Linked DNA regions of Homo sapiens: region 2 is linked to region 1. Evidence: chromatin contacts called from ENCODE Hi-C data. All regions are on one chromosome and are shown on one strand. Each heading gives the region's core, a stretch centred on a gene start or an enhancer-like site at or near the end of the contact. The rest is flanking DNA. Distances are from core to core; before and after follow the strand shown. Region 1 holds the start of CHMP5 (charged multivesicular body protein 5). Region 2 has its middle 78 kb from the start of RNF38.

What was found. A loop is a pair of places that touch in the nucleus more often than their neighbours do. Pooled maps may share reads with other maps.
Region 2: a loop to region 1 is called in a map with no recorded cell type, with 9 times the contacts of the local background. The contact joins the enhancer-like site here to the promoter of CHMP5 in region 1. A Hi-C loop is called at or near these places in 1 of 168 maps with a recorded cell type or tissue (naive thymus-derived CD4-positive, alpha-beta T cell), 1 of 37 single-sample maps with no recorded cell type and 8 of 50 pooled maps.

The regions. Positions count from the first base shown.
Region 1 is chr9:33,260,952-33,267,577 of GRCh38, reverse strand. CHMP5 (charged multivesicular body protein 5) reads right to left here and starts at 2,529. Exons shown (of 8, transcript NM_016410.6): 1 at 2,431-2,529; 2 at 1,464-1,568. The coding sequence starts at 2,499. BAG1 (BAG cochaperone 1) reads left to right here and starts at 2,870. Exons shown (of 7, transcript NM_004323.6): 1 at 2,870-3,354; 2 at 4,748-4,876; 3 at 6,409-6,491. The coding sequence starts at 2,904. RefSeq lists enhancers at 2,322-2,561, 3,092-3,681, 3,812-3,861 and a silencer at 2,742-3,061.
Region 2 is chr9:36,475,047-36,481,672 of GRCh38, reverse strand. It overlaps a transcript of RNF38 not described here. Among named protein-coding and RNA genes, the nearest start is that of RNF38, 78 kb to the right of the region's middle. Within about 2 kb of position 2,437, at least 2 of the 41 ENCODE cell types and tissues checked have a DNase peak (open chromatin) inside an H3K27ac peak, as active enhancers do.

The DNA of each region.
Region 1 (6,626 bases), core at 1,280-3,779:
AAGTGCTGAGTCTGTATATCCAGTTGCCTTAGGGAGATTCTTCACTTGTACAGCCCATCAACTTAACCTCAACAATTCCAAACTCCTGAACCTTATCTCACCTTTGAAATAAGTAACAATGGCCCACCAATCTCTCACCTCTCTAGGTTGAAAACCTTTTTATCAACCTTATCTTTCCTCTTTCTGTTGTTTCTTCATGCACAGTCATCCTGTTAGCTGATTTCAGAACTCACTTTCAAACTGATTCTTTGGTTTCCTACCACCATGGTTTGGGCTTTCATTGTCTCAAATCTAAATGGGCTTTCCTACCTCTGGTTGCTCTTCATTCCACACCATCCACTAAGATGGCTGGGAAAAGCCTTCCTTTTCTATAGAATTCTGTAGATCATTTTATTTGTCTTCTCCAGTGAGGAAGGAAAAACAGGTATTATTACTTCACAGATGATCATAACTCATATTTACTGAGTACTACTTTATCCTAGACATAGTGGTACACAGGTCACATCAATTACCTCATTTAATCCTCATACTGTAAGGTGGGTATTATCTCTGTTTTACAGATGGGGAAAGAGAGGTTCAGTGATACCCAGGCTCACATGGTTAATAAGTTATGGATCTGGAAAAAACAAGGTAGTTCTATATCCACAGTCCATGTGCTTAAACACAGTATTTTATGTTTCTACCTAACAGGAGTGGAAAATAAGTGACTTTATCAAGGTCACAACTAGAAGGCAGTGACAGTGTATTAGAACACTGGTCCCAGATGCCTAGTTCAGTTTTTCCCAGCAGGCCACTCCTTAAGCAGTCTAATATACCAACCTAACCTGACCAGCTTAGCAAGTCATTGATCTTGAGCACAGCCTAGTCTTCCTCTCCAGATTACCACCTTCTCAGTATAATATGCTAATTCTCATGTACATGCTTTTAGACGTGTGACCAGCATCTCTTTCCACCAGATCAATCCCCAGCCTCCCTTCCATATTTGATTGCAAACTCTCCTCCCTAAAGGATACACCCTCACATGTTTTCTCCTTACCAGACTGTAAGCATCTCTTCTGTAGGGATGCTCACAGCCCCTGCACTAGGTCCTATTTCACTTATTTTTTGAGACGGAGTCTCACACTGTCACTTGGGCTAGAGTGCTATGGTGTGGTCTCTGCTCACTGCAACCTCCGCCTCCCAGGTTCAAGCGATTCTCCTGCCTCAGCCTCCTGAGTAGCTGGGATTACAGGCGCCTGCCACCATGCCCAGCTAAGTTTTTGTATTTTCAGTAGAGACAGGGTTTCGCTATGTTGGCCAGGCTAGTCTCAAATGCCTGACCTCGTGATCCACCCGCCTCAGCCTCCCAAAGTGCTGGGATTACATGCATGAGCCACTGCGCCCAGCCGAACTAGGCCCTATTTCTATAGGTGCTAAAACTAGGCTCTGCCAGCACCTTGTGCAGCAGTTGCTGCCCACCTTACCTTTGCAGGACCCTCTCTCATCTTCTTGATCTGATCCTTATACTTCACTAGCTCAGCATCCAATCGAGAAATCTTCTTGTCAATGGATTCTGCTCTACTGTCCACCTTAGGGGAAAATATCAAATGCACTGGTAGTTACTGCAATACACTTATTCCAGAAGGGGCAGGTAGAGAGGAAGGAATACAGAGGAAGAAAAGAGGAGCTTAAGGGGAAGGGTGAAAAACAGTGGTTCACAAAGAAGGGTATTCCCAACCAGAAACCCTGGGCTTTATAAATTATTCTCTTACCCCCCGCCACACTGCCCCGATTCTGATATACCAGGTAGCCTTCAAGTGGGTTGGGGCAGAAAATAATTTGAGAATCACTGAGTTGAGTTGGAATTTCCCTAGAATCAGAGACTAGCCAGGCTGAGAGTTCCTCCAAGAGGCACATGAAATGGGCCAGTGCCAAGTGAAACCAGCTGATTGTAGATCTAATGCCATTCCCTAAATCGGGGATGGTGGCTTAATCTGAGGGGCTAGGGTTCTGAGTTTTGTGTTACTGAGATCCAGGACGAAGGCACAGATATGTTGACCTAGGATATCAAGCTGAGTCCTGATGTGGACTGGGGATGACAGATGGAAGAAGGGTAAGGGATCAGGCAGGATGAGGTGGGAAGGGTGTATGGGCCTAGGGCTGGGTGAGGTGAGAGGATCAAGGCGAGAGCGAGTGGACGGGCAATGGGCATCAAAACGGGTTGGGTGCTGGCAGGGCAAGGCAGTGATGGGGTTAGGGGTTCCCTGGTTTGTGGCGTTAGGAATGACTTGGGTAACAGGGATGAAGGGGAGAAGGTGAGATAGAGAGGGACGACGTGTAAGGGGCCCAGGACCCGAAATGAAGTGGAAGAATATGGGCCCGGGGCTGGGGGTGGGCGGGGTCGGGTGTGTCAGAGGTCCTGAGCCTACTTATGCATGATCAAATGCCCACCGTGCCAATGCAGTCAGTCAGGCTGGGCGGCGGAGCCTTGGGTTTCGCTTTCCCGAAGAGTCGGTTCATCTTGAGCAGCCGCGAAGAAACCCAAACACTAGAGCAAAACCAGAAACGGAAGCAGAGTCACTCCCGCCTCGACTTCCGGCCCCTCCGTGCGCAAGCGCAATATGCCTCCTGGCGTTTCCCGATTCTTTTTCCGGATTTTCAGCCGGGTCTTCCGGGGATGGAGAGCAAAAGGACTTGGTGCTCTCGGAGAGAGCCTGCAGGGGGCGGGGTGTTGGTAGAAGGAGTGGGAGGGGTTTTACTGTAGCAAGGCGGGGCCTCAGTTGAGTGGGTGGGGCCTGGAGGCAACTAACGCGGCATAGGGCGAGGGCGGGGCCGGCAGGCCGGGGCGGGGCTGGGAAGTAGTCGGGCGGGGTTGTGAGACGCCGCGCTCAGCTTCCATCGCTGGGCGGTCAACAAGTGCGGGCCTGGCTCAGCGCGGGGGGGCGCGGAGACCGCGAGGCGACCGGGAGCGGCTGGGTTCCCGGCTGCGCGCCCTTCGGCCAGGCCGGGAGCCGCGCCAGTCGGAGCCCCCGGCCCAGCGTGGTCCGCCTCCCTCTGGGCGTCCACCTGCCCGGAGTACTGCCAGCGGGCATGACCGACCCACCAGGGGCGCCGCCGCCGGCGCTCGCAGGCCGCGGATGAAGAAGAAAACCCGGCGCCGCTCGACCCGGAGCGAGGAGTTGACCCGGAGCGAGGAGTTGACCCTGAGTGAGGAAGCGACCTGGAGTGAAGAGGCGACCCAGAGTGAGGAGGCGACCCAGGGCGAAGAGATGAATCGGAGCCAGGAGGTGACCCGGGACGAGGAGTCGACCCGGAGCGAGGAGGTGACCAGGGAGGAAATGGCGGCAGCTGGGCTCACCGTGACTGTCACCCACAGTGAGTGTCGGGCGCCAGGTGGGCTCCATGCAGGTCCCGAAAGCCCGGCGGGGTCTGTGGGTTTAGTCACGTGTCCTCCAGAAGCGTGTGACCTTGCGCTTGTCCTGGCGTCCGGAAGCGTGGGTTATTGGTTGTGTCCGTGGAACTGTCTTTTGTCCCGGGCTTGTGTCTGTACACTTTTCCATGTGGCCGGTGTATTTTGTCTCTGGTCATTTGTGCGATCCTGGGTGTTTGAGCTTCTCCGTGCTTTACGTCGTGGGCCTGGTTGTGTTTGTGTGCCCGCGCAGTTATTGTGCCCTTTGTGTCAGGCATATATTGGGCCATGTGGTCTACGACTGCTCCGTGTGTGATAAGTCAGAACTTCGTGCATGCCGGGGTGCTCCTCGTGTGCTGAGTGCCTTCTCCGTGTGCGCCGCTTGAGTTGGCCGTGGGTCCAAGCGTTGTACTCTGGGCACCCTTTGGGTCTGCCTACTGTTGGAGTTGACACACCACCAAATGAAGTCAGTACACCGGAGAGCTGAGTCCATGAGGTTTCTCTAGAACCAGCTAGGGGAGGCCCAAGGGTCTGGGAATCTGGAGACCTGGATTCTAGATCCTGCGGTTTTGAGTGACCTTGGGATGGACGGCTTCTTCTAAGAATCCGGTTTCTCCTCTGTGAAGTAGATTTGGTAACCCTGGCTCCTGCTGACCTCACGGAGCTGTTGGGGGAACCAAACCTTGGTGTAATGTACTGTACACAGGCTCCCTCCTTGCTGTCCGCATCCCTGGAAAAGAATTGGCGTCTCTTCTTCAGAAAGAAAGGCTCTGCTGTTCGTATGCATTTGTCTGTTTACTTAGCACAAATCATGGATGCACTCAAGTGTGTTCAGTGGGAGAGACTTGGAGGAAAACAGTCACTTGCCCATTACAGCAAGCGAGACGAGACCAATACAATACAGGGTACAGGGCAGTCAAGCCACAGGAAGCAGATGGCTTGTGATGAAAAAGGTGGGCTTGGGAATCAGCTAGATCTGATATCAACTTCTGATTCCAACAGTTGAGTCTCCATAGGCAGTCCTTAACTTGCCTGAAGTCACAGTTTGCTCATCTGTGAAATAAGAAGTAATAGGTAGATCTACTTCGTGGGGTTTATCTGAGGATTAAATTAGATTATGCATGAAATGCTTAAAATGTTAGCAGATATCATTCATATTGTTAGTTATTATAATAGAGGAAACAGAGATACTTGAGGAGGTCACCAGAGGAAAGCTGGGTGGCATGGGGGCAGGCTCTGTGGAGTAGGTGGCATATGAGCTGGGCCTTGAAGGCTGGGTAAATAAATGTGATAAAGTGTCATCCTATATTGGTGTATGTGAAAGAATCATATTCGTCAAATGCTTTTCTTTCTCCCCAGGCAATGAGAAGCACGACCTTCATGTTACCTCCCAGCAGGGCAGCAGTGAACCAGTTGTCCAAGACCTGGCCCAGGTTGTTGAAGAGGTCATAGGGGTTCCACAGTCTTTTCAGAAACTCATATTTAAGGGTAAGCATTTCTTTTTCTTTCTTTCTTTTTCTTTTTTTTTTTTTGAGACGAAGTTTCACTCTTGTCGCCCAGGCTGGAGTGCAATGGCACGATCTAGGCTCACTGCAACCTCCGCCTCCCGGATTCAAGTGATTCTCCTGCCTCAGCCTCTCAAGTAGCTGGGATTACAGGTGCATACCACCATGCCCGGCTAATTTTTGTATTTTTAGTAGAGACAGGGTTTCACCATGTTGGCCAGGCTGGTCTCGAACTCCTGATCTCAGGTGATCCACCCGCCTCGGCCTCCCAAAGTGCTGGGATTACAGGTGTGAGCCACTGCACCTGGCCAAGGGTAAGCATTTCTTTTCCGGCTTTTCCTTATGGCCAAAGGACAGTTTTAAAACTGCTGAACTTTTCCTAATAGTCACTCTGTTTTCAAACTGGGACAATTTTTATTTATTTGTTTATTCATTCAGTTCTTCAACAGATATTTATTGAGGACCTGCTAGGTATTGGACACTCTCAAACACCTGGACAGGTGTCAGATTTGAAGTCTTATGATGATGGCAGAAATCTCACCATTTTCGATGAAGCTCATGGGCAGTCTTCCCTCGCTAGGTTAGATCATCTTCCCATTATATGTTACCATGGTACTCCCTGCTATTTTTGCATCACTTCTATGAAATTACTATTAAATAATCATTTTCTTAGTTGCTTAACATCTGATTTCTCTGTTAAAATAACAGCCTCCGTGAGGGTGGAGATACTGCTGTGTTTCCAGTGCCTCCCATTGTTCTGACTCAAAGGAGGTTTTGAGCAAACTTACCTGAGGCCTGGATGTGGCGGGCTCAGTGGATGCATGATGCTCATTTCTGCCAGGACCCACACCCTCCTGGCCCCTGCCCTCTGTCTTCCCACCCCCCTGAGAATCTATCATTCTGGTATCCACTGGGGAAAGACTTACCCCATTGGGTGTCAGTCATTATAAAGAATTTAGTAATAGGAGGCATTTTTATTTATATTTCATAGTGTAACATATTGTCTTTAATTTTTAAAAATATTTTATTTCTGAATTATAAAGACAATAGAAATTCATGTTTCAAAATAGAGGAATGCATGAAAAAGAAAATGTTCCCCTGGATAAAACCCCTCATAATAACACTGTGTCATCAGCATTCATTGTGGTATTGGGGTTTCCTGCAAAAAATGAGCTTTAATGGCTACTGTAGACCTTAATGCCTACTGAAGACTTTAAAGTCTTCTGTAGTGTGGTTCGTTGGTCCCTGATTCCTGAATATTTGGCTCTTTCCAGTTTCTCACTATTATGAAAAGGTTGCACTGAATATTATCGTATAGTAGTTACTGTGGAGTCGCATGTCCAATTATTTGTTTAGGATAAATATCTGGAAATGAAATTACTGGGTCATGACACCCTCTAAAAAGATACCAGTTCTCATTAGTGAACACACTTGTCTATTTCCTGTATCCTGCTGAAATTTATTTTCAGTGTTGTACAATTATTACAACTTGGCCTACCTTTCTCCTCTTTTTAGGAAAATCTCTGAAGGAAATGGAAACACCGTTGTCAGCACTTGGAATACAAGATGGTTGCCGGGTCATGTTAATTGGGAAAAAGGTAAATTGCTTTTTCCATCAGAAATCCTCAGAATCAAATGACTGAAGTCTTTTATACATGTTTCTGTTTAGAAGACCAAACTGGGGACCCAGATTCTGCATTGATAAAACACCTCTCTAAACAAATACAATCTTT
Region 2 (6,626 bases), core at 1,188-3,687, 3.2 Mb before region 1:
GGTTTCTGTTGTCTTTTTTATTATTATTTTTAAACATGATTGAGGGTGGTGGGATAGGAAGTTTCAATTTGCTTATGCTGCTGTCTTGGAGTAATTTTTTGAAAGAAATTATATGTTAAAAAACTAAAGATGTTTAACAAAAGTGGTCTTTTGCCCACAGAAGGGAAATAAACAATTCTTACCTGCAGGCCTTACCCAGACTGGTTTCAGTTTTTTTCCTGTTCTACTTAAATGGATATTAGCGCTGTTCTTGGGACTGCTGAGAACAGTTAACTGCAGTGATGTTGGACAGGTGGAAGAGTAGAATGATGGGAGTATATTGGGGTTTATCAATAGTTACGCTATCAAAAGCTATCACTAGCTGGTGTGGTGGCTCATGCCTGTAATCCCAGCACTTTGGGAGGTCGAGGCGGGTGGATCACCTGAGCTCAGGAGTTTGAGACCAGCCTGACCAACATGGTGAAACCCTGCCTCTACTAAAAATACAAAAATTAGCTGGGCGTGGTGGCACGCACGTGTAATCTCAGCTACTTGAGAGGCTGAAGCAGGAGAATCGCTTGAACCCAGGAGGCGGAGGTTGCAATGAGCCGAGATTGCACCATTGCACTCCAGCCTGGGTGACAGAGCAAGACTCTGTCTCAAAAAAAAAAAAAAAAGAAAGAGAAGAAAAAAAGCTATCACTGCATTTTCTGCTTTTGTGGTAAAATATGTATAGAAATAAGAGAGTGAGATATTGTGAGTTTTGGTGTATATACTGATCCTTTGACTTTGTTGAGAAATGTAGGGAAGTAGTAGTAAGAGGACCAAATATATACATGGAAGGGGCCGGGCGTGGCGGCTCACCCCTGTAATCCCAGCACTTTGGGAGGCCAAGGCGGGTGGATAACTTGAGCTCGAGTTTGAGACCAGCCTGGGCAACATGGTGAAACCCTGTCTTTACTAAAAATACAAAAATTAGCTGGGTGTGGTGGCACTTGCCTGTAATTTCAGCTGCTTGAGAGGCTGAGGCACGAGAATCGCTTGAGCCTGGGAGGCGGAGATTGCAGTGAGTTGAGATGGTGCCACTGCCCTCCAGCCTGGGGAACAGAGTGAGACCCTGTCTCAAAAAAAAAAAAAAAAAAAAAGAAAAAGAAAAAAACTGTATACATAGAATAGCAAGCAGTTAGGTAGTAGGACAATTTGTAGTGCTTTTGGGATGTTCTTGGAGTTGAAAAGTTGGCTGTCCATTCTGCTTCTGCACCTTGGATTTTAGTGGCTGCAGATGCTGCATGCTGACCTTCTGTTGAAATTTGTTTTATTGTCAGAGAACTAAAAAGTGAGCAGTTTCTCAGACTAAACAGAAGTAGAGTAGGCAGAAAGTAAAACAGGTATTCATTTAATAATCACATTTACAGGGCCAGTCGCAGTGGCTCACGTCTGTAATCTCAGCACTTTGGGAGGCTGAGGTAGGTGGATCACTTGAGCTCAAGAGTTTGAGACCAGCCTGAGCAACATGGTGAAACTCTGTCTCTACTAAAAATACAAAACTTAGCTGGGTGTGGTGGTGTGAACCTGTAGGCCCAGCTACTCGGGAGGCTGAGACAGGAGAATCACTTGAACCTGGGAGGTGTAGCTTGCAGTAAGCCGAAATCACGCCACTGCACTCCAGCCTGGGCGACAGAGTGAGACTCCATCTCAAAAAAATAAAAAAATAAAAATTCACATTTACAGATAGAGAAAAGTTGGAACTCATACTTAAAGAGACAGGGTCTTGCTATGTTGCCCATGGTGGTCTTGAACTCCTGAGCTCAAGTAATCCTCCTGCCTTGACTTCCCTAAGTGCTAGGATTACTACAGGAATGAGCCACTATGCCCGGCTGGGACTCATAATTAATAAAAAGTATTTTTCATTTGGCTTTTGTGCTATCTTATTAAAACTTTTTTTTTTATAGATTTGTCTTCCTATGTAGATTTTTATTGCCACCTCAATACATCTTTGAGCATCTACTGAGTGCCAGTAATGCCAATACCAACCACTGGTTAATTAGGATGATAGCTTTTGTTGTCAAAACTTCCTCACTTAAGGTCTTGAGAATCGCATAGAGGGGTGCAATTCAAGACAGTTATTGCTTGCTTTTCTCCCAAATTTCTTGCTTCCTTCTGCTCCCTGGTCTTCTGGGCATGGTGATTGTGCCCATCTGCCAAGATAAGCCCTGCTTCTCTCCACCCCCACATGGGAGGAGATGCAGAAGCTCAACAGAACCCTGGCTGGTCATTACAAGTAAATTCCCACAAACGATATTGAACTAGAACTGAGGGCCACCATAGTGGCTCCAGTTCCTCTTCCTCTGTTGCTACCACCCACTCTTTTCTGTGGAGCCTGGAGGGCACCCTCCCTCCACCATTATACAAAGAAGCTTTGTGCTCTGAGGATGTTCTAAAGGCGGGATTGCTGTAATTATAATTCCCTAGGCACAACCAAGTAGTGGGGGCAGGCGGGGTAAAGATGGTATCCAAGTACTTGTTGGTAGGGAGAAGTCAGGCAGGGATTAAAAATCATCTGGAGACAGTACCAAAAGTGGATAATGGAGCGTTGTTGTTAATAGTGACAGGAACGTGTTTAAGTGAATACATTTCAGAGTTTTAAATTATAATACTTGCAGCTTTAAAAAAGGACAAGACTGAGCTTGGAACCTTTCTCTTTAAGTCTGAAATTGTAACTTAAAAGTACTTTAGAGGAAAATATATAGAAATCTGGGTCTACTTTGCCTTATGTTTGTGTTACCAGAATGATTGATTGCCCACAAAAGCCGAATACATAACTTGCTTACTCTCCCAGGGATGCGCCCACTAATCTTTTTTTTTTTTTTTTTTTTGAGACAGCGTTTCACTCTTGTTGCCCAGGCTGGAGTGCAGTGGCGCCATCTCGGCTCACCGCAACCTCCGCCTTCTGGGTTCAAGCCATTCTCCTGCCTTAGCCTCCCGAGTAGCTGGAATTACAGGCATGAGCCACCACGCCTGGCTAATTTTGTATTTTTAGTAGCGACGGGGTTTCTTCATGTTGGTCAGGCTGGTCTCGAACTCCTGACCTCAGATGATCTACCCTCCTCGGCCTCCCAGAGTGCTGGGATTACAAGTATGAGCCACCGTGCCCGGCCAATCTTTTTTTTTTTTTTTTTAAATACTTACATTTTTGCGAAGTGATTTCTCCCTATTGCTACCAGAAAAAAAATCAGTTTATCTGGGGATGTATGCTTAATAAACGCTCTCTTTTTTTTTTTTTTTTTTTTGAGACGGAGTCTCGCTCTCTCCCCCAGGCTGGAGTGCAGTGGCGTGATCTCGGCTCACTGCAAGCTCCGCCTCCCAGGTTCACGCCATTCTCCTGCCTCAGCCTCCCGAGTAGCTGGGACTACAGATGCCCGCTACCACGCCCGGGTAATTTTTTGTATTTTTAGTAGAGATGGGGTTTCACCATGTTAGCCAGAATGGTCTCAGCCTCCCAAAGTGCTGGGATTACAGGCGTGAGCTACCACGCCTGGTAATAAACACTTATATCAACCATTCTACGTCATGATGTGCTTCTAAGAAGTCTTGTTGGCAATCTTTTAGTGAAAATTTTCTTCTTAATATGTTAATTATTACTGTATTACTTGGTATCTCAAACTGCTGTTTTCTGTTTGTTTGTTTTTTGTTTTTTGAGACAAGGTCTTGCTTTGTTGCCCACTCTGGAGTGCAGTGGCAGTGGTAATCATAGCTCACTGCAGCTTCCATCTCCCAGGCTCAAGCAGTCCTTCCACCTCAGCCTCCTGAGTAGCTGGGACAATGAGTGTGACAACTACGCTATCCTTTTTTCTTTCTTTTTTTTTTTTTTTGAGACAGAGTCTCCCTCTGTCGCCCAGGCTGGAGTGCGGTGGTGCGATCTCAGCTCACTGCAAGCTCCACCTCCCAGGTTCACGCCATTCTCCTGCCTCAGCCTCCCTGTAGCTGGGACTACAGGCGCCCCCCACCACGCCCGGCTAATTTTTTGTATTTTTTAGTAGGGATGGGGGTTTCACCATGTTAGCCAGGTTGGTCTCGATCTCCTGACCTCGTGATCCGCCTGCCTCAGCCTCCCAAAGTGTTGGGATTACAGGTGTGAGCCACAGTACCCGGCCAACTACACTAACCTTTTAAACTTTTTTGTGACATGGAGGTTTCACAATGTTGCCTAGGCTGGTCTCGAACTCCTGGGCTCAAGTGATCCTCCCACCTTGGCCTCCTAAAGTGCTGGGATTATAGGCATGAGTGACCATGCCCAGCCTGTTTTGTTGTTGTATTTTGTAAGAAATGCACCAAAGAGTTGATTGCAAGGTAATCTTTTTTTTTTTTTTTCCAGACGAGTCTTGCTCTGTCACCCAGGCTGGAGTGCAGTGGTGTGATCTTGGCTCACTGCAACCTCTGCCTCCCAGGTTCAAGCAGTTCTCTGCCTCAGCCTCCCGAGTGGCTGGAATTACAGGCGCCCACCACCACGCCCGGCTAATTTTTTTGTATTTTTAGTAGAGATGGGGTTTCACCATCTTGACCAGGCTGGTCTTGAACTCCTGACCTTGTGATCCACCTGCCTCAGCCCCCCAAAGTGCTGGGATTACAGGCGTGATCCATCGCGCCTGGCCAATAATCTTTAGACTTTAAGACTGTAAACTTCAGGAGTCCATTCTCAGGATAAGGGTGGCCCTTTTTGTTGCTGTAATTAGCATTTACGTCTATGGTGTACAGGTAGATAGTGTGTACTCCATGGAAACCTATGGCTACTGTAAGCTGTCCTTTCCTCTAATTACTTGGAGTCAAGTTAGGAGTTAGACCTTTATTCTTACCCGCCAGCATAATTTTGTCCTGGATTAGGAAACAGCTATAATCCCAGGACTTTGGGAGGCCAGAGTGGGTGGATCACCTGAGGTCAGGAGTTCGAGACCAGCCTGGCCAACATGGTGAAATCCGGTTTCTACTAAAAATACAAAAAAAAGTTAGCCGGGCATGGTGGTGGGCGCCTGTAATCCCAGCTACTTGGGAGGCTGAGGCAGGAGAATCACTGGAACCCAGGAGGCGGAGGTTGCAGTGAGCCAAGACCATGCCATCGCGCTCCAGCCTGGGCAACAAGAGCTAAACTCCATCTCAAAAAAAAAAAAAAAAAAAAAGATTGCCCGATAGTCCATTAAAAAGATATTGCCCAAATAATCCTTTGAAAAGGCTGTACCAATTTGACAGCTACATTTTATGAGACTTTAATAAAATACACAAGGTTTGGCTGGGTGGGGTGGCTCATGCCTATAATCCTAGCACTTTGGGAGGCTGAGGCGGGCGGATCACCTGAGGTCAGTTCAAGACCAGCTTGGCCAAGGGGAAACCCCGTCTCTACTAAAATACAAAAATTAGCCAGGCATGATGGCGGGTGCCTGTAATCCTAGTTATGGGGGAGACGGGAGACTCATTTGAACCCGGGAGACCATGGTTGCAGTGAGTCGAGATCACGCCACTGCACTCTAGCCTGGGTGGCTGAGCGAGACTCAGTCTCAAAAACAAAACAAAAACCTGTTTTAGTTAAGTATGTTGATTAGCAATGACTTATTTTAGCTTAATTGTAAACTATTATCTAGGTTATTTGCCTCATTTATAATTTATATTTCTTTCTTTTTTTTTTTTTTTTTGGAAACAGAGTCCCGCTCTGTCACCCAGGCTGGAGTACAGTGGCATTATCTCGGCCTACTGCAACTTCCACCTCCTGGGTTCAAGCAATTGTCCTGCTTCAGCCTCCAGAGTAGCTGGGACTACAGCCACCATGCCTAGCTAATTTTTGTATTTTTAGTAGAGATGGGCTTTCCCCATATTGGCCAGGTTGGTCTCGAACTCCTGACCGTGTGATCCGCCTGCCTCGGCCTCCCAAAGTGCTGGGATTACAGGCGTGAGCCACCGCACCCGGCTAGTTTATATTTCTTTAGGGAATTAACCCCTGTCTCTATTTTACTGCTCTCTGTTGGCCACTAAAAAATAATGATTTGAGGCCGGTCATGGTGGCTCACGCCTGTAATCCCGGCACTTTGGGAGGCCAAGGTGGCGGATCATCTGAGGTCAGGAGTTCGAGACCAGCCTGGCCAACATGGTGAAAACCTGCCTCTACTAAAAATACAAAAACTTAGCCAGGTGTGGTGGTGGGCGCCTGTAATCCCAGCTCCTTGGGAGGCTGAGGCAGGAGAATTGCTTGAACCCAGGAGATGGAGGTTGCAGGAGCTGAGATGATGCCACTCCACTCCAGCCTGGGTGACAGAGGGAGACTCTGTCTTACACACACACAAAAAGATAATGATTAATAATTACTAATATTAATAATAATTTGGTAAACATTTGTTGAATGCTTACTATGTACTAGACACAGTGAGGATTTCAGAGATAATTCAGATATGCATCAGTTCAATGATAGATCATGACAGTGTTAGCAGAACAAATGCATTTTTGGGATTGCAAAAACATCACAATTGCATTAATAGTAATAAGATTTTTTTTTTTTTTTTTTTGAGGCAGAGTCTCACTCTATTGCCCAGGCTGGAGTGAAATGGTGCTCTCTCTGCTCACTGCAACCTCCACCTCCTGGGTTCAAGCAATTCTCCTGCCTT